Regions from separate parts of the Homo sapiens genome. Here region 2 is linked to region 1. A link is an interaction called in ENCODE POLR2A ChIA-PET data of the cell type or tissue named here. Cell type or tissue: IMR-90. All regions are shown on one strand. Each heading gives the region's core, and the rest is flanking DNA. Links, peaks and the distances in the headings are about the cores only.

The links. Peaks named below come from ENCODE experiments on the same cell type or tissue, not always from the same donor. Only the 100,000 strongest peaks of a DNase experiment are listed, where the experiment ranks them.
Region 2: POLR2A ChIA-PET joins it to region 1 with 6 read pairs; 4 of 35 experiments call an interaction of 5 or more read pairs at or near these places.

Annotation. Positions count from the first base shown.
Region 1 is chr9:88,393,711-88,404,364 of GRCh38, reverse strand. All of the region lies in intron 1 of SPIN1 (spindlin 1), which reads right to left. Among named protein-coding and RNA genes, the nearest start is that of SPIN1, 11 kb to the right of the region's middle. RefSeq lists a silencer at 8,099-8,323 and enhancers at 7,967-8,467, 8,468-8,968. In IMR-90, for the core only: no CTCF peak of the experiment used is centred there; DNase peaks (open chromatin) are centred at 4,164, 4,744 and 7,014; H3K27ac peaks cover 3,275 bases.
Region 2 is chr9:88,552,280-88,562,933 of GRCh38, reverse strand. It overlaps a transcript of NXNL2 not described here. Among named protein-coding and RNA genes, the nearest start is that of NXNL2, 22 kb to the right of the region's middle. In IMR-90, for the core only: a CTCF peak has its summit at 3,078; no DNase peak of the experiment used is centred there.

The DNA of each region.
Region 1 (10,654 bases), core at 878-8,877:
GGGGGTTAGGGGAGAGTAAGCTAAGGTTAAGTTATTATTGAAGAAAAATTTTTCTATAAATTTAGTGTAGCCTAACTGTACAGTGTTTATACACAGTCTACAATAGTGCACAATAATGTCCTAGGCCTTCACATTCACTCACCACTCACTCACCCAGAGCAACTTCCAATCCTGCAAGCTCCATTCATGGTAAGTGCCCTAATACAGGTGGACCATTTCTGTATCTTTTATACCAGGTTTTCACTGTACTTTCTCTGTGTTTACATACATAATTACTTACCATTGTGTTCCAACTGTCTACAGTATTCAGTTCAGTCACATACTATACAGGTTTGCAGCCTAGGAGCAAATAGGCTTACCATTTAGCCTAAGTGTGTCAAAGGCTACACCATCTAAGTTTTGTGCAAGTATGCTCTATAATGCTCACCTAACAACGCAGTTCTCAGAACATATTCTCATCATTAAGCAACACATGCTGGAAAAATAAGTAAGACTGAAATTAAAGGGTAAAAAAGGATATACCCTACACATACTAACCAAAGGAAAACACTGCAGCAACATTAATATCAAGCTAAATAAACTTTACCTCTAATAATACTGGCCCCTTAAAAAGAACACTTAATAGTGGTTTTCTTTTTTTTCCCCCGCTTTGAAGACAGGATCTTACTCTGTCACCCAGGCTAAGTGCAGCGGTATGATCAGGGTTCCTGAGTGCAGCCTTCACCTCTCAGGCTCAGGTGATCCACCCACATTACCCTCCCGAGTAGCTGGGACTACAGGTGTGTGCCACCACACACAGCTAATTTTTTTAAATTTTCTGTAGAGATGGGGTCTTGCTATGTTGCCCAGGCTGGTCTCAAACTCTAGACTCAAGTGATCCTCCCACCTCAAGCCTCCCAAACTGCTGGGATTACAGTGATTTTAAAAGACCTGGTTGATACATAGCTCTAAATACCAATGCATCTAAGAACACACCCTCATAAGATAATGTATAAAGCAAAAGGTATCGGAACTAAGGAAAAACTGACAAATGCAAAATCAAAGTATTAATACATCTCTTTCAATAACCAACAGAACAAGCTGAAAAGTTTCTGCACAGCAAAGGAAACAAATGACAGAGTGAAGAGACAACCTGTTGAATGGGAAATGATATGTGCAAACCATTCATGACAAAGGACTAAAATCCAGAATATGCAACAAGCTCAAATAACCAACAATTAAAAAATAATAATAATAATCCCACTAAAAAGTGGGCAAAGGACATCAAAAAACATACAAATGGCCAAATGATATATGAAAAAATGCTCACATCAGTAATCATCAGGTAAATACAAATCAAAACTACAATGAGATAGCACCTTACCACAGTTAGGATAACTATTATTAAAAACACAAACAACAGAAGATGGCAAGGATGCGGAGAAAAGGGAACTCTTATACACTGGGATGGAAATTAGTAAAGCCATTATGAAAAACAGTACGGAGATTTCTCAAAACACTAAAAATAGAACTACTACATACTTCAGCAATCCCACTACTGGCTATTTATCCAAAGGAAAAGAATTCAGTATTATCAAAGGGATACATACACTCACCTGTTTACCACAGCACTATTTACAAAAGCAAAGATATAGAATCAACCTAAGTATCCATCAATGAGCAGAGAGATAAAGAAAACGTGGCATGTATACACAATGGAATGCTATTCAGCCAGAAAGAAGAATAAAATGTTTGCAGCAACATGGGTGAAGCTGGAGGTCATTATGTTAAGTGAAATAAGCCATGCCAGGCATAGAAGGACAAATAACACATGTTCTAACAAATACATGGGAGCTATAAAAAAAAAAAAAAAAAGTTGACCTCATGGAAATAGAAAATACAATAACAGGTATCAGAGGCTGGGAAGGGTGAGGAAGAGAGGTTGGTTAATGGGTACAAACATACAGTTAGAAAGTTCTAATGTTCTCTAGCAGAGTAGGGTCACCATAGTTAGCAAATATATACTGTATATCTCAAAGTAGCTAAAAGAGAAGGCTTGAAATGTTACCAGCACACAGCAATGACAAATACTCAACGAGGCGCAGTAGTTCACACCTGCAATCCCAGCACTTTGGGAGGCTGAGGCAGGCGGATCACCTGAGGTCAGGGGACCCAGACCAGAATGGCCAACATGGTGAAACCCTGTCTCTACTAAAATTACAAAAATTAGCCCAGCATGGTGGCACACACCTGTAATCCCAGCTTACTCAGGAGGCTGAGGCGGGAGAATTGCTTGAACCCAGGAGGCAAGAGGTTCCAGCAAGCCAAGATCGCACCGCCGCACTCCAGCCTGAGCAACAGAGCGAGACTCCATCTCAAAAACAAAAAGATAAAATACTCAAGGTGATGGATGCTCCAGGTACCCTGACTTGATCATTATACATTCTATGCATGCAACAAGTATTCATATGCATCCCATAAAGATGTAAAATATTATGTATTAATAAAAGGAAAAGATTGTTAGGAATTTAGCAAAGTATTTTTAGGCAAAGGCTTAAAACAGACACATAACATCTCAACATAAGCAAGAACATACAGTTCCACAACTTGCTTCTCTTATTAAATGTTACATTTTTTGTGTAATATAGTTGGCCCTTGGCCTCTTATCCCTTCAGCTCCACATCTGTGGATTCAACTAACCTCAGATTTTCAACATTTGGGAAATGATGGTTTCATCTGTACCAAACACATAAAGTTTTTTCCTTGTAGTTATTCCCTCAACAATACAGTATAACTATTTGTATAGCATTTACACTGTATTACATACTAGGAGTAATTTAGAGATTAAAGTATACAGAAAGATATGCATAGATTATATGCAAATACTACACCATTTTATATAAGAAACTTGAGCATCCATGGATTTTGGTATCCATGGGGTGGGGTGCAGGCGGGGAGGCAGGCGGAGTGTGGGTCCTGGAACCAATTCCCTGATATGGAGGGATGGCTGTATGAATTTTTTTTCCTATCAACCTCTTATTATTAACAGTGGCACAATATTCCAGTGTATGGGTATAATGGTCATTTACTCTACCTTAACTCCATTATTGGACAGTTGTTTCTAATTTTTCTCGATCACAAACACTGATATAATGAAAAACCTTAAACATAACGTATTTGTATACTGTCCAAATTCATCTATACAATAAAATCCTAGCAGTGAAACTGCTGGATCAACAGAGCACATGCATTTTAAATTCTGTTTTAGTGCAGCCATCCTCCAAAAAGGTCCTAGCAAAGTACAGTTCCACCAACAATGCAAGTTATTTAAGGGCTATGCATTTAGGTGAACCTTTCCTTATGAACTAATATTTTATTAGAATCTCACTCTGTTGCCCAGGCTGGAGCGCAGTTGCACGATCATGGCTCACCGCAGCCTCGACTTCCCCAGCTCAACTGATCCTCCCACCTCAGCCTCCCGAGTAACTAAAACTACAGGCACAAGCCACCACACCCGGCTAATTTTTTTTTTTTTTTTTTTGAGGCGGAGTCTCGCTCTGTCACCCCAGCTAGAGTGCAGTGGCATGATCTTGGCTCACTGCAACCTCTGCCTCCTGGGCTCAAGCGATTCTCCTGCCTCAGCCTGCCGAGTAGCTGGGATTAAGGCATGGGCCATGATATCCGCTTAATTTTTGTATTTTTAGTAGAGATGAGGTATCGCCATGTTGGCCAGGCTGGTCTCAAACTCCTTACCTCAGGTGATCCTCCTGCCTTGGCCTCCCAAAGTGCTGGGATTACAGGTATTAGCCATCACGCCAGGCCAAATATAGACTCTCATAGAAGGTGAGTGAATGGTCAGTGGAGTTCCTTGTTAGGCCAGAAAAAATCTAACCGAGGCATCAGGCCTTGTGGATGGGCCTCAGTCAATTAACCCAACTGTTAAGAGTCCTTTCTATCTCCTTGAACTATAACACTGAACCCAGAATCTCTGCTTAGTGAGCCCACATCAATAAATTCTGCCTGATTCAACTTTATGTTCCTTCCACTGTTATACTATACCCCTAAGATCCATTGCCACAAATCAAATACTCCTCCAGGCTCCTGACTATACAGTGGCAAAACTATACAATCTTTTAGAGTGCAGCATACCTTTCTCATGGGTCACCTCACTCTCTGGGGCCTGCTGCAACTACAGTCCAGCCACAGATCTACAAGAAAGAAGGATTACAGGGCAGATTCTGAGGAAGACAGTACCGTGCTGGGCAACTACCCAAAGGGAGGCCAATTACAGGTTTTTCAGGCAAACGGAGATTAAGTTCCTCTGGGAAGGGTTGGAAAGGCTGCTTCTCCGGGAAAGGCAGCAGAGCAGCATTTAAGGATTTAAGGACTCCAGCTTAAACAGAATCTGACCATATGCCTCCAATCCAATTTTCAGGATTCCATTCCTACCAATCAATGATCTCACCCACAAATTAGGAATTACATTTGCATTTTTAGAGCAGTCACAGAAACCTTCGGGTCCCTTACGTGTAGCCTGAGCTAAAAATTTAAAAGCCTGAGCTGATCATTCTGCTTTGTATGGTTTGAACTTGGCTGAGCTGAACTACATTCCCCAGAATTTCCTTTCCTTTATGTTTCCAACTTGCATGGCTCACAAGAGATTTTTGTGCAGCAACTGAAGGGTGCAGAAGATAAAGCAACCACCCTGCAGCTTGCACACACTGTTGCTGCTCATCTTCTGACTCACCCCATTCGTGTGAGGCAGTGGTTGGCCTAGAATTGCAGCTGCATCCACTCCACCTTCCTCTGGGCTCTCCTTAAGCTTCTCTGCCTCCTGGGCTACATTTGCCAAGGATCCAACTCTTACAGGCCACCCACACAAGCAGGAACAAAGGCAACTAGAACTAGCATGGTTTCCATGTACCTTGCCTGTGGCTTCCTGTGTCCTCTTCTTCCCCACTTTACATCCATCTTCCTTTCTCAAATGACTGCCCTGTGGACTTCAAACTCCAGCATCAATCACAAAGACAACAGCCTGACAGAAACCGCTTAACGGCTGGGCACGGTGGCTCACGCCTGTAATCCCAGCACTTTGGGAGGCCGAGGCGGGTGGATCACGAGGTCAGGAGTTCAAGACCAGCCTGGCCAACATGGTGAAACCCCGTCTCCACTAAAAATACAAAAAAACTAGCCAGGCATGGTGGCGCACGCCTGTAGTCCCAGCTACTCGGGAGGCTGAGGCAGGAGAATCGCTTGAACCCAGGAGGCGGAGGTTGCAGTGAGCCAAGATTGTGCCACTGCACTCCAGCCTGGGCAATAGAGCAAGACTCCATCTCAAAAAAAAAAAAAACTGCTTAAGCCAGCTCCTCCTACACTGTGTGAACTCAAATCACTGTAACAAATGCCTTAATACATACACACACATATCCCATATACGTTTTCCTTTATCCATCCTAGGGGTTTCATTTTTCTAAACCTTATGTGATCCTGAAAAAAATATTACAATTAAAAGTCAACAAGGCCGGGCACGGTGGCTCACGCCTGTAATCCCAGGGAGGCCAAGGCAGGCGGATGACCTGAGGTGGGGAGTTCAAGACCAGCCTGACCAACATGGAGAAACCCGTTTCTACTGAAAATACAAAATTAGCTGGGTGTGGTGGTGCATGCCTGTAATCCCAGCTACTCAGGAGGCTGAGGCAGGAGAATTGCTTGATCCCACGAGGCGGAGGTTGCGATGAGCCAACATCGCGCCATTGCACTCCAGCCTGGGCAACAAGAGCGAAACTCTGTCTCAAAATAAATAAATAAAAGTCAACAAATTGTTACTTAATAATCACTGTATGACAAACACCTGTGCAGACAAGACATTTAACCAACCAGACACCCTCAATTTTCTTATTATTTAATTCTCGCTACTGCACAGGGTAGCTTGAGCCCTCACAATTCAGACACTGAGCTAGATACCAGAAAAGTAATTACAGGCAAAAACAGGAATGGTTCTGCTTTCATGAAACTCAGCCTTTGTGGGAAAACTAAAATTAATTAAATCACATAAACTAATATAACATTGTAATTCTGATAAGCACCAAGAGGACTTGACTGCAGAAAAGTCAAAAAAATTCAAGAACTTCAGACAGCCAGGCACGGTGACTCATGCCTGTAGTGCAGTGGCACAGGTGGGAGGCTGAGGCAGCACTTTGGGAGGCTGAGGCAGGTACACTGCTTGAGTTCAGGAGCTCGAGACCAGCCTGGGCAACAAGGCAAAATCCCGTCTCTACTAAAAATACAAAAATAAACTAGCCAGGCATGGTGGCACATGCCTGTAGTCTCAGCTACGCGGGAGGCTGAGATGGGAAGATCACCTGAGTCCGGGAAGGTCGAGGCTGCAATGAGCCAAAACTGTGCCACTGCACTACAGCCTAGGCAACTGGAGTGAGACCTCGTCTCAAAAAAACAACTTCAGGCTGGGCACGGTGGCTCACACCTGTAATCTCAGCACTTTGGGAGGCAGAGGAGGGCAGATCACTTGAGGTCAGGAGATGGCGACCAGTCTGGCCAACAAGGTGAAACCCTGTCTCTACTAAAAATACAAAAAAATTAGCCAGGCATGGTGGCACGCACCTGTACTCCCAGCTACTTGGGAGACTGAGGAGTGAGAATTGCTAGAACCTGGGAAGTGGAGACTGCAGTGAGCTGAGACCGCACCACTGCACTCCAGCCTGGGAGACAGAGCAAGACTGGGGAAAAAAAAAAAAACACTTCAGACAACTGATGCTTGTTGGAGTCGGTGATGAATATCAGTACAGTCCAATCTCTTTATCTTATGAAAATGTGCAAGCACGCACACAGAAAATTTCATTAAAAGTGATGCTTGAGCCAAACTCTAAAGACCAGGAATAACTGTTAACAAAGAAAGGCATTCCAGGCAGAGGAAAAGAACAAGTGCCAAGATTCCTGGTGGAGAATATGGTGAGCACAGGAGAATGAAGGAGGCCCCACACAACTGGAGCAAAGGAAAGCAAGGGGAAAAACAGTACAAGATGAGGCTGAGGCCCAAAAGTAATTAGTCATGCACCACCTAATGACATTTCTGTCAACACAACAGACCACATATACTACAGTGGATCCATATTATGAGGCTGTTTTAAGCTACGTGTTATTTAAAAAGACAGAAAGTTTAAAAAAAAGTTAAAAAGCTTATTAAGTTAAAAAAATTACAGTAAGCTAAGGTAAATTACTGAAGAAACTTTTTATAAATTTAGTGTAGCCTAACTGTAGTGTTTACATACAGTCTACGGTAGTGTACAGTAATGTTCTAGGCCTTCACATTCACTCACCACTCACTCACAGACTCAACCCAGAGCAACTTCCAGTCCTGACAGCTCCATTCATGGTTCAGTGCCCTACACAGGCATGCCATTTCTCTTTTATACCACATTTCTACTGTACTTTCTCTGTCCTTAGATATGTTTAGATAAATAAATACCTACACAGCACTGTGTTCCAATAGTCTACAGTATTCAGTTCAGTCATATGCTGTACAGGTTTGTAGCCTAGGAGCATTAAGCCATATTACATAGCCTAGGTGCCTAGTAGGTTGTCCCATATAGGTTTGTGTAAGTATACTCTATGAGGTACACAACGAGGTTCTCTGAATGTATCCCATTGTTAAGGGATGTAAAGCTATATGTACACCAACTATATGTGTACCCTTGAGGCTACATTATAAACTTTTGTCCTTAAGGCACTGGAAAGCCATTTAGAGTTTTTCTGTTTTGTTTTCTGAGACGGAGTCTCACTCTGTTGCCCAGTCTGGAGTGCAGGGGTGTGATCTCAGCTCACTGCAGCCTCCGCCTCCCAGGTTCAAGCAATTCTCCTGCCTCAGCCTCCTGAGTAGCTGGGATTACAGGCATGCGCCACCACACCTGGCTAATTTTTGTATTTTTAGTAGAGACGGGGTTTCACCATGTTGGCCAGGCTGGCCTCAAACTCCCAGCTTCAGGTAATCCGCCCACCTCAGCCTCCCAAAGTGCTGGGAGTACAGTACAGGTGTGAGCCACCGCACCCACCTGGCCACCATTTAGAGTTTTAAGTAAAAAGCTGACATGGTCAGATCTGCCTTTTAAAAATGTAATTTTTTTTTTTTTGAGATGGAGTCTCACTCTGTCACCCAGGCTGAAGTGCAATGGCGCGATCTCAGCTCACTGCAACCTCCACCTCCCAAGTTCAAGTGACTCTCATGAGGAGTAGCTGGGATTACAGGCGCAGGCCACCATGCCTGGCCAATTTTTGTATTCTTAGTAGAGACGGGTTTTTTTGTTGTTGTTGCTGTTGTTTTTGAGACGGAGTCTCCCTCTGTCACCCAGGCTGGAGTGCAGTGGCGCAATCTCAGCTCACTGCAGTCTCTGCCTCCCAGGTTCAAGTGATTCTCTTGCCTCAGCCTCCCGAGTAGCTGGGATTACAGGCACGCGCCACCACGCCAGGCTAATTTTTGTATTTTTAGCAGAGATGGGGTTTCACCACGTTGGTCAGGCTGTTCTTGAACTCCTGACCTCATGATCGGCCCACCTCAGCCTCCCAAAGTGCTGGGATTACAGGTGTGAGCCATCACACTGAGCCTGAAAATGTAATTTTTTTAGGCTGTATTGATGCCTGACGCCTGTAATCCCAAGTTTTTTGGGAAGCCCAGGTAAAAGAACTGCTTGGGGTCAGGAGTTCAAGATCATCCTGGGCAACACTGTGAGACCTCATCTCTACAAAAAATTAAAAAGTTTTAAAAAGAAAATGTAACATTTTGACACTAACAAAACTACAAATGTGTTTACCTTTCACCCCACATCTATCTTAAAGCTGTATCTGCACAAATAAAAAACAATATACCCACAAGGTTATTCATTGCCGCAATATTTATAACAGCCAAGAGAATATAAACAACCCAAATGTTCATCATTAGGAGATGAGTTGCAAGCACGCACTTCAATGAAGCGCTCTCCAGAATAAATTAAGTAAAAGGGAGCAGTGTGCATAGAACGGCAGAGCAGTGTGCATAGAACGCTGCCTATTGTGTAGGAAAGGGAAACAAAAATATACACATATGCTTACATTTGCAAAAATGAAATATCAGAAAAACAAAGCAAAAACAACTGGGGCAAGAGAGAAATTCGTGGAGGAACAGAATTAAAGTGAAGCTGTGAACATAACTTTTTAACACAGATCAGATTTTTTAACTACATAAATGTTCACATAAATGTTCTACATGTTAAAAAATACATTAAATAGGCCAGGCGCGGTGGCTCACGCCTGTAATCCCAGCACTTTGGCAGGCCGAGGCGGACAGATCACGAGGTCAGGAGATCGAGACCATCTTGGCTAACATAGTGAAACCCCGTCTCTACTAAAAATACAAAAATTAGCCGGGCGTGGTGGCGGGCACCTGTAGTCCCAGCTACTCAGGAGGCTGAGGCAGGAGAATGGCGTGAACCCGGGAGGCGGAGCTTGCAGTGAGCCGAGATCGCACCACTGGACTCCAGCCTGGGCGACAGAGCGAGACTCTGTCTCAAAAAAAAAAAAAAAAAAATACATTAAATAAAAAACTAAAGCAATTCTTAAAGGAAGAATTTCAGGCAAACAACCCAAATTAATTATCAAACATATAACATAATCAGAGAAAATCTTTTCAAATGGCCTTCCAAATTAGAATGTCAACTGTACATGCTTATGTGGATATATTTTAAGGAAAAAACCATAACCAAACATAAAGCTACAGTTGCTTATTAGTGTTATTTTCAAACTACATTTATACTGTAAGATAATGCAATTATATTAATGTTGCTAAGAATGTAAATTTTCAACGTTAGAGAAAAAAGGATAAGCTCATAGTAAAAACTCTGTGATGTTAAATTCGAACTGGAAATACCAATATAAAAATCAAAATCTGTATGCTTCCCATGGCTGTCCAATAAAAGCATGGGCATTCTAACAGTAAGAACATATAACACCCAGATTTCTGTATCTAAATTCTAATCCTCAATAAAGCAAGCTGAAAGACTCGGTTGATAGGTATTTGGCAGGAAAAGCACAAAGTGAACCTTAGACATCTTGTGTCAGAAAGCAAGAAAAGCTTCAGAGATTACGTGTCATGTCAAAGGAAAGAGAACCAGGTTGAAAGGACCTCAACATGTCCAAGTTGTGAAAAGCTAAGGAAAAACAGTGAGTATTTGATTAAAACACTGGATAAAGCCACACATGGTGGCTCACACCTGTAATCCCAGCACTTTGGGAGGCTGAGGTGAGAGGATCACTTGAGCTTGGGAGTTTGAGACCAGCTGGACCAACAAGGTAAAACCCCATCTCTACTAAAAATACAAAAAATTTGCCAGGCATGGTGGTGCACGCCTGTAATCCCAGCTGCTTGGGAGGCTGAGCCAGGAGAATAGCTTGAACCCGGGAGGCGGAGGTTGTAGTAAGCCAAGGTCACACCACTGCACTCCAGCCTGGGTGACAGAGCAAGACTGTCTCAAAATTTAAAAAACCAAAAACACACATTGGATACATAAAAATCCATGGGTCTACAATGATGCTAAAGAGAGAAAGAAAAAAGTAATTCAAACCCCTCCCTCCAAAAAAAATCAGCTCTGGAGAGATGGCTGACGCCTGTAATCCCAACACTCTGGGA
Region 2 (10,654 bases), core at 1,603-9,602, 160 kb before region 1:
GTATTTTTAGTAGAAACAGGGTTTCACCATGTTGGCCAGGATGGTCTCGATCTCTTGACCTTGTGATCCACCTGCCTTGGCCTCCCGAAGTGTTGGGATTTTGTCAATAAGCAAAATTTCCTCTGCCTTCTGTCCTACTATTTGTATGTCTCTTAATGCCTCACTACAATTTTTTTTTTTTTGAGACAGAGTCTTGCCCTGTCACCCAGGCTGGAGTGCAGTGGCATAATCTCAGCTCACTGCAACCTCCACCCCCCGGGTTCAAGTGATTCTCCTACCTCAGCCTCCTAAGTAGCTGGTATTACGGGCCACGCCACCATGCCTGGCTAATTTTTGTATTTTTAGTAGAAATGGGGTTTCACCATGTTGGCCAGGCTGGTCCTGAACTCCTGACCTCAAGTGATCCACCCACCTCGGCCTCCCAAAGTGCTGGGATGAGCCACCGCTCCCAGTCTCCTTACTACAATTTAAATTGCTTTTCTTTCTTTCTTTTTTCATTTTTTATTTGAAAGTTAACAGAAATGAAGGGCCTGATGGATTTTCACGAAGTGAACACACCCATGTAACCAGCACCTAGATGGAGATGCAGAGCACCTCCAGCACTCCCAGCCGCCCCCAGCCGCACCCTTGGGTGCCCTTTGCATTTCTAACCACCCCTCCACCAAGAGTGAGCACTATCTGACTTTTAACAAACACAGATCAATTTTCTCTGCTTTTGTATTTTCTATCAATGGAAACATACAGTATGTACTCTGTGTGCCTGGCTCCTTTTCCTCCACATTAATTGTTGAGATTCATCTCTATTGTATGTAGTTGTAGGTTGTCCCTGTGTAGTATCATGTTGTGTAAATATACTACAAATGATTTACGCATTCTACTTCTGAGGGGTGATGGAGCTATTCCCAGTCAGCACCTGTTACAACTAGTGCTGCTATGCACATTCCTGGTCGTGTCTTTGGGTAACATAGGATCCGTTGGGATACACCTTGGAATTCCTAGATGTGCAATTTTTCGGCTTTAGGACAATCAGCCAAATTCAATTTCTCAAATGGCTGTATGAGTCTGCATCCCCACCAGCAGCACAGAGACTTCCAGTTATTCCACCTCTTCTCCTGAGCTTGGCTTTCCCACCTTTAGGATCAGAGTCCTTCTGGTGGGTGTGCACCAGTGTCATGTCATGGCTGGTGTGGTTGGTTTCTAATCCTCTGGGCAGAGGTTCTCGGCACATTGGGATTACTGTCCACACAAGGCTCCCCTCTTGTTATTGGTGCTTGCTTATTTATGCCCCTTTGTATCCCCACACCCCTACCTTTCCCCCTCCTCCAGCATTAGGAATTCACTCTAAGGCTTTTATTGTGTAGACTGGTTTGTGTGTGTCATTGTCCCATGTATTAGTCAGGGTTCTCCTAGAGGGACAGAACTAATTAGACAGATAGATGATAGGTAGATAGAAAGATAGATAGATAGATAGATAGTAGATGGTAGATAGATTGATCGATAGATTGATAGATAGATGATAGATAAAGAGGAGTTTATTAAGTATTAATTTACACAATCACAAGATTACACAATCACAAGATTCCACAATAGGCTGTCTGCAAGCTGAGAAGCAAGGAGAGCCAGTCCGGGTCCCTAAACTGAAGAACTTGGAGTCTGATGTTTGAGGGCAGGAAGAATCCAGCATGGGAGAAAGATGTAGGCTGGGAGGCTAGGCCCGTTCCATCTCTTCACGTTTTTCTGCCTGCTTTATATTCACTGGCAGCTGATTAGATGGTGTCCACCTGACTAAGGTGACTGCCTTCCCTAGCCCACTGACTCAAATGTTAATCTCCTTTGGCAACACCCTCACAGACACACCCAGGATCAATATTGCATCCTTCAATCCAATCAAGTCGACACTCAGTATTAACCATCACACCCCATGTGTGGGGTCTTCTTGTGTGTGTACATATATTTTTAATTGCATAAAGATAATGTTGCACACCTATCTCATGAATCATCTTGTGTTTTTCTTTCCTCCCCCAGCGCAGTGCTCTCAATATCCATCTCTGCTGCTGTGGGGTCAGATTCTGGGTCTCAGCCCAAGGCCACTCCTCTCTACACTGTGATGCTGGAAATGAGAACCTATAGTGACGTTCAACATTCCCAGGCTTGTTGTCTGCAGCTTCCTAAATTGTCTTTCTTTTTTTTAGAGACTGGGTCTTACTATGTTGCCCAGGCTAGACTTGGACTCAAACTCCTGAGCTCAAGCGATCTCCAACCTCAGCATCCACAATAGCAGGGATTTACAATGCACAGCACTGCACCTGGCCTGTGTCTTCTTTGCTCTTGAACCTGGCATAGCCAAGATACTTCTGCATGCTCTTCTCTCTGTTTGTCGCAGGTAGTGCAGTTTCCCTTTTCTAACTGATTCTGTTACGCTTCATAAACATCTAGTCCCCTGCACTCTAGATGCTGCATCCACCATGTGGATCTTTGCTTTGGTGGACACCCAGGCCCCTCCAATTCCAGAGATGCCCCGGCAATCCATTTTTCCGATGACAAGTGAGGTTTAGCATCTCCTTGTGGGGGTGTCAGCCTTTCCGTCTCTTTTCTGTGGCTTGCCAGTTTGTGTTTTTGTCTAGTACTGGGTAGGAGTTCCAACAAGCAGAAGGGCTGAGTGGGCAATGACAGGATCTCAGGGGAGAACCTCCCGCTGGCAGAAAGATGCATCCACATCCAGAGGTCCAGGAAGGGCTTTCTTGCAAAAGTGACCAGGCCTTTTTTCATCATCTTCACTGAGGCCAGAATTTACTGGGAATTGTTTGAACTGCTGCCTAAGGATGTGTATTAGGTTCCTGATGATAAAAGACAGGAATACTCTGCAATTATTCCCAGGGAAAACTACAGACCTCCTTCCATGAGCCCCACTAGATCCTGAGGCCACGCAGCAGGGCCAGGACAGGGCAGGCCATGAAGGTTAACCCGAAAAGGTTTTAGAAACCCTCCAGACACTCACATCCTGTGTTTACATATGTCCCACTTCAGCCAAACCTTTTACGTTCTCAGGACAGGCTGACTTCATAAAACCTGCCACTTGGTGGCTTTGCTCTGTATGAGAAGTGGAAATGGCCAGAAAGGGCACCGGCCGGTCCTGAAAGATGGACACACACACTCTTTCCACTGAGGCCATTTGTTTTGCAATTTCAGGGTAGAGGGACTTACTGGTCGTGATTGTTCTGAAGTGTGGGATTTAAACAAACTGGGCGAGTAGAATGAAGCTCTGACCACAGGCAGTGCATGGAGTGGGGATTCTGTGCTCAGAGTCTAGCTCAGGGACCTGCTGCAGTAGCTGGCCACCTAGGCCCTTGAATCCCCATTCAAGGGACAGGCCTACGGATGGCAGGGATGAGGTCGAGCAAGTGAACGTGCTTGGTAGCGAGGAAGCCCTTTGCAATTCGATTTGCTGTTGTTGCTGTTGGAGGGGCAAGTACCAGATGCTGGCTGGTCATGAAGGACAGATTCTTGTAGGGGGCAAAGCTCTGAGTCTCAGGGGACAAGCTCGTGTTGCAGCCTCCTCTCTGGGCTGTCATTAGAGCCCAGCATCATGGGTGCCTATAATAGCTTTCAGCCTCCAGAGAGCTGCTGCTATTCCTGGTGGCATTGATCATACTTGCCATGTAACCTGTAGTCCACGGGCCATGAGCAGGCCTCCTCCCGGGCCTGAGCACATGCCATCCCAACAGAGAAAAGGCACCAAGCTCCTTGTCCCCATCCCTCCAGAGGCCACCTGGAAGTGGAAGCAAACAAGAGAGCAGGCAGTCGTCCCTATGGGAAAGAGGTGGTCTGAGGGCTACCTGGACCCTCTGGCTCTTCTTTGTTGTCTGTGTCTCTTGGGAAACACAGAGGGTATCAGTTGCATGCAGAGACATCTATTTGCTCAGCATGGAGAGCTTAAGGGAGGTTGAGTGCTGGGTGCCATAAGGGGAAAGATGGGGACAGGGACCACATCAGTGCTGATGGACCTGCCACCTGGGATCAGAGGGGACTATCTCCACCTGCCATCTCTCCCCTTGAGACCTAAGCCCCTACAGGTAGAAGGAGGCTAAGAGACAGGAAAAACCAAGGTATTTCTCCTATTCTCACTACCACTCACCACTCACTTCTGACATTAGATGTGTGGGGGTTTTCCCTACACATCAACCAGTTCTCCAGTGGACACCAGCTGGGAGTCTTATAATTCGATTCCATTTTGACACAACCTGCCTATAGTTAGCAGGCAGGTTGGGATATGTAGGGTCATATCCCACAGGTTAAGGGATCAGTCCCACAAGACGGCCTCTTCTACTTCAGACACCAACCAAGCCCCAGGTTGTTTAACCTGTGCTTTTGACCCAGTGGCTATACATAGGGGTTCCCATGACCCTCTCCTTAAGTTTGTTTAATTTGCTACAGGAGCTCACAGAAATCAAGGAAACACTTCACTTACATCTATCCATTTATTATAAAATATATGAAAAAGGATACAGATTATGTAAGGATGTCTGAGGATGAAGAGATGCTTAGGGAGATGCATATGAGAGAAGGGGTATGGAGCTTCCATGCCCTCTCCGGGAACACCACCCTCCAGGAATCTCTACGTGTTCAGCTAGCCAGAAACTCCCCAAACTCTGCTCTTTTGGGGTTTCATGGAAGCTTTATTATGTAGGCATGACTGATGACATCATTGGCCATTGGTGGTCAACTCAATCTTCAGCCCCTCTTCCCTCCCAGGAGGTCCCATCGGAGCTGAAAGTTCCAACCCTCTGACCACATGGTTGGTTCCCCTGGGAACCAGCCCCATCCTGAGGCTATTCAGGGGCCCCCAACCAGCAGTCATTTCATTGACATACAAAAGACTCATCACTCTGGAGATTCCAAGTGTTTTATGAGCCATGTGCCAGGAAACAGATGAAGCCCAAATATATATTTCACAGTATCACAGAGGCACAATCCTATTCCCACTGAACACGTTCTCAGTGATGTCTGCTGAATGAAGCAAGGGCAGAAAAATTGTTGCAGGGGAAATTTCCTGGAAAGAGAGAGCAAAGGCCCCTCATTCCAACTGTATGCTCAAACAGGAGAGTGAAATAATCCCTCCTGGAAATTATGCTCTATCTAACCTGCAGATTCTTGAGTGACTGCAGGGATTCTGATGAGTGGCTGCTGGTTGGCTGGTTTTCTGGGCTTTGCCATTCTCCTCCTCTGGGTAGTGTGAGGTGGAAAGCACAATTGTAAACCAAGGTTGCCAGTCAGCGCTCATTTTTGGACAAAGGTCAGTTGTTCAGAAATTAGACTATTCCTGCCTCCTGTCTTAGCTGTTGGTGGCTCCACTCCACCTGAACACAGGGTATAGGGAAGTCATTTCAAGCCCAGTGATTCTGCAAATTGGAATGACTCTGACAGCAAAAGTTGTTTGTGCATATGTTTGTGCATTTGCTTAATTCACGTTTACCTTAAGAACGTGCTCACCCTGTGATCTCTGCAGAAATCCTGACTCTGGTGCAGGAGCCTCCACTAGGAAAATTTGGAAAATTTGATGCCCAGCATGAAAGGAAAGCCACCCAAGCCTGTGATTTCTCAGGTCTCTTTTAAAGCCAATGTCCCAACAGTATTGTCAACCTAAAATAATCAAAAGGTTCAGAATCTAGTTCAAAGAGAATTTATCCCAACAGTACAAAGTTGAGGACAGCCCACTTGGGAAGAATGTATTCCAAAGAATGGAAATCTGTGCTTCAAAGTGTAGTAGAAGTTTGGGATTGCTTGTATGAACAAAGCTTAGGGAAGCTTAACAGAATTTCAACATCTTTCTTTTTTTTTTTTTTTTTTTTTTTTGAGATGGAGTCTCACTCTGTCACCTAGGATGGAATGCAGTGGCATGATCTTGGCTCACTGCAACCTCCGCCTCCCGGGTTCAAGCGATTCTCCTGTCTCAGCCTCCTGAGTAGCTGGGACTACAGGGGTCTGCAACCACAACCAGCTAATTTTTTTTTGCATTTTTTAGTAGAGACGGGGTTTCACCGTGTTAGCCAGGATGGTCTCGACCTCCTGAGCTCATGATCCGCCTGCCTTGGCCTTCCAAAGTGCTGGGATTACAGGTGTGAGCCGCTTGCACCTGGCCTAACATCTTTCTATGGAAGGCTGAATGCATAATTACAACAATCTGATGAGCCAAAGTGTTGATAGCAGTAGAAGGCAGACAAATTCCTAGGCAGACAGGGGCAGGTCCCCAATGAAACCTGATCTTCAAGCCATAGACAGCCTGAAGCCTGAAAACCAGGCAGCCAGCTCCAGGTAGAGTCCATGACCTGAGTGAGAACTTCCTTGATGCTTTTATAGCCAGTCAAATGGTGCTTTTTCCAGGACTGCTTATGGACCAATCAGCACACACTCCCCCATTCTGAGCCCATGAAACCCCTGGACTCAGCTACATGTTGGGACTACCCACCTTCAGATATGGGTTACCCACTTCGGGTCCCCTCTCATGTCAAAAACTGTTCTGTCACTCAATAAAACTCTTCTCTGCCTTGCTGACTCTCCGCTTGTCCATGTAACCTCATTCTTCTTGGACAAGAACCCAAGACCCACCAAACAGTGGGTGAGAAAGGAGCTGTAACACTGTAGCCCTCCTGCCCTCTGCCATTGCCAGGTGGCCTCCCCATGTGACAGGAAGCAGCAGTGGGCAAACGAGCTGAAACATATTCCTGGCTGGCCCACCAAGTTGCAGGCGGTGATGCACTCCCATTCACCAGACTATGAGAGAAGAGCTGTGACCCTCTGGGGGCCGAGACCTCGGGACTCCCTGAGCCAGAGTTGTGACCCACTGTAACACCCGCTTGGGGCTCCAGGGTTGCTGTGTCTCCGAGTTTCTGGGAGCCACTGTGTTGCCCTCATCCAGATGCCAGCACCCAAGGTGGAAGCCATTCAAGGCACACCTGGTCCAGCTGCAGCCTTTCATGGAGCCCATGCCTGTGCTGGCACCTAGAGCTGCCCACCCAACCACAACAGCCGGCATGACTGGCTGTGCACTGTGGCCGGACCCTCTGCTCACTGGCTCACACACCTTTTGCCGCTCTGCACCTGGCTTGCCCACAGAAGGTGAAGGATCTGGGACAGTAGCAAGAACTGAGCGCAGCCCGCCAGGCTAAGTGGGAGGAGTGAGCCCAGTGCCAAGCCCAGAACCAAGCAAAGCCCGAGCAAAGGCACCACCGGACAGAGGTTTCCAGCTGGCAAAGCGGCACCGAAAGAATCGCCAGGGCTTTTTTCCTTTCAGGAAAAGTATATTTACATTCCACACTGAAGATATAACTGTCATTGAGATAGGAGTTTGCAAGGACTTGTTTCACAAGACACAGGTCACAAAGACCCTGCTGATGTGGCAGAGAAGCCAGTCCAAACCAGCTAGAACACAGACAGCTACAAAGGCAACCTCTGGTTGTCCTCATGGCTTATTATATGCTAATTATATAGTGCATCAGCATGCTAAAAGACACTCCCACTGGCGCCATGACAGTTAACAGATGCCATGGTAACTTCCAGAAGTTACCCTATATGGTCCAAAAAGAGGAGGAACCCCGGGTTTTGAGGATTCACCACCAGTTTCCAGAAAACTCATCAATAATCCACACTTTGTTTAGCATATGATCAAGCAACAACCATAAAAATAGCCAACCAGCAGCCCTGAGGGTTGCCTATGAAGTAATCGCCCTTTTATTCATTTACTTTCTTAATAAACTTGCTCTCACTCTCTCTGTCAGCTCACTCTTGAATTCTTTCCTGTGCAAAGCCAAAAAACCCATGTGGCCTCCTGGGCTAAGCCCCCGTTTCAGGGTTTACCCTGCAACATCATCAAGTCTTGTGTACCATCTGGTCTGAGTTAGGTACAGGACAATAAATGAGGCAGTCAATCTATAACCAAGATCAGTGATTGGAAGGTGGGTAGATCTGGTATCTGGTCTCTCCTAGTCAATTCTAGGACAAGAACAGTGAGTAAGAGAGTTAAGCTATAATAAGAAGCAGAATTGCAAACAACATGCTACGTGACTCAGTCTCCAGGCTTAAGTTCCCCCATGGTATAAAAATTTATAGGGCCCTGAAATTTTATTTTCTTTTACAATGTCCAGAGAGAGGTCGGAAAAAGAGGAGCCTCATTCAGGTGAGATATGTAAACGAGACGGTAACCTGCCAAAAACACTTGTTGCAATTAATATTTGTTGCTGCAATGTTGTTATATCCAGGGCTCTGCAATATAGAGAAATATTCCTAAATGATTTCCTTCAGTGCAGACATATAATTCTTGGTTCAACTCCAGCAGATGGTTATTATCAACATAAAGAAATAAATCATTCCCTGCCAAAGGCACCAGATTTCCTCTCCAGGAAGTGGTCATTGAGGTCTTCTTTAAAGGGCCTGTCTGGGTGCGGTGGCTCATGTCTGTAATCCCAGCACTTTGGGAGGCCAAGGTGGGCAGATCACTTGAGGTCAGGAGTTTGAGACCAGCCTGGCCAACATGGTGAAACCCCATCTCTACTAAAAAGACAAAAATTAGCTGCTGTGGTGGTGCACGCCTATAATCCCAGCTACTCAGGAGGCTGAGGTAGGAGAATCACTTGAACGTGGGAGGTGGAGGTTGCAGTGAGCCAAGATCTCACCACTTCACTCCCGCCTGGGTGACAAAGGGAGACTCCATCTCAAAAACATAATAATAAAAATAAATAAAGGGCCATGGTGTCAGAATGGGGCAGTGGTCCTTACAGGTTCCTCCAGCCCCACTCTATCTTCTCCCTCTGAGCTTTATCCCTGCCTGAGGCCCTGACTCCACCACCTCATCATATACCATTATAACGATGAGTTTCATGTCAGCCCAGGCCTGGAGAGAGAAGAACCAAACGCCTGTTGAATGAATGAATGGATGAATTAATTAATTGATATCTAAAACCTTGTACTAATACAATACATTTACCTGAAGATGATTATTTGTAACAAAATCATGACAACACATACATAAGGAAAGAGGAATAAAGATCATTACTTTTCTGTTTCAGAAAGTGAAAATAGAAAAGCAAAAAGAACATAGGAATGAAAAGTGATGTCTCTTATGCCTTATCACTGCAAATGTTTACCCAAAAAAACCATAAGGCTTTAATCTTGAGGATTTATTCCAGGTAAATATATCTGGAATAATATCAGATCTTTTACATGAAGTATAAAGGAGATATGATTTCTTATGTCCCTAGCCAGCCCTCTCTCTGTCACTCCACAGCTAGATAAGAAAAATGTTCTTCTTACCCTGTTGGACTCTCCACCTCCCTGACCCGCTAGAAAGAGCCTCTGGGTTAGACCCAGCTGCTGATGTAGCACCAGGAGAAAAAAATAAAGCGATGCAGATTCAACCAGACATGCTGCAACACGCTATGTAGCAAGGAGTTCAGAGACAAGGAGAAGGAGGGTGGGGAGCAGAGCCACATGGGCTGGGCCTCAAAAGGAGTGATGGAAGACTCTGGAGGGCTATTTGGGGAGGAGAAGCATGGGTTTTTTGTTGTTGTTGTTGTTGTTGTTTGGGCTTTTTTGAGACAGAATTTCACTCTTGTCACCCAGGCTGGAGTGCAATGGCACAATCTCAGCTCACTGCAACCTCCGCTTCCCGGGTTCAATCAATTCTCCTGCCTCAGCCTCCTGAGTAGCTGGGATTACAGGCGCACATCACCAAGCCGGGCTAGCAAAGGAGGTTTTAGATGAGTAGCCTTGGGTTGTGAAGTGGATCTCCTCAATTATTTTTCAAATGATGCAAGTAACAATTGGAGTTTGCTTTTTGCAATTATTACGGCATTCACTGAAGGCAAGACTGGGTCCCATGGGACATTAGATTATAGATGGGTTTTTCATGTGGAGTGGAAGGATATCATCCAGGATTTCAGATCTAAGATTCCTAGCTAGCTGCCCCTAGTTTAAAATCATCCTTTTAGGTCTTAGTCGTGGGCAATTTTTCCACCACTTCCTACCTCTGGTGTAAAGTGGTCAGATTCAACTGGGCACAATTGTTCTCATTCTCATACTCCAATGGCAAAGTCAGACAGATATTGTGGAAATAACTTTGAACTTGTCATTACAACTGTAGAGGTATTATAAAGGTTAAGAATGCATGTTTCACCGGGCGCGGTGGCTCATGCCTGTAATCCCAGCACTTTGGGAGGCTGAGGTGGGCGGATCACGAGGTCAGGAGATTGAGACCATCCTGGCTAACACGGTGAAATCCCGTCTCTACTAAAAATACAAAAATTAGCTGGGCGTGGTGGTGGGCACCTGTAGTCCCAGCTACTCGGGAGGCTGAGGCAGGAGAATGGCGTGAACTCAGGAGGCAGAGTTTGCAGTGAGTGGAGATCGCCATTGCACTCCAGCCTGGGTGACAGAGCGAGACTCCATCTCAAAAAAAAAAAAAAAAACATGCATGTTTAAAGCAGAAAACTAGATTCACATGGCATTTTGTCAGTTCACTAAATTAAGTAAAATTTTAAAAGGAGTCTTCCTTGTAAAATTACAAACATAAAATTAACTTTTCTCAACAATCAGGCAAATAGGCAGTTTAAACACATGCATGCAATTTCACTCCCTAATAGAGCCATTGAAATGACAGCAA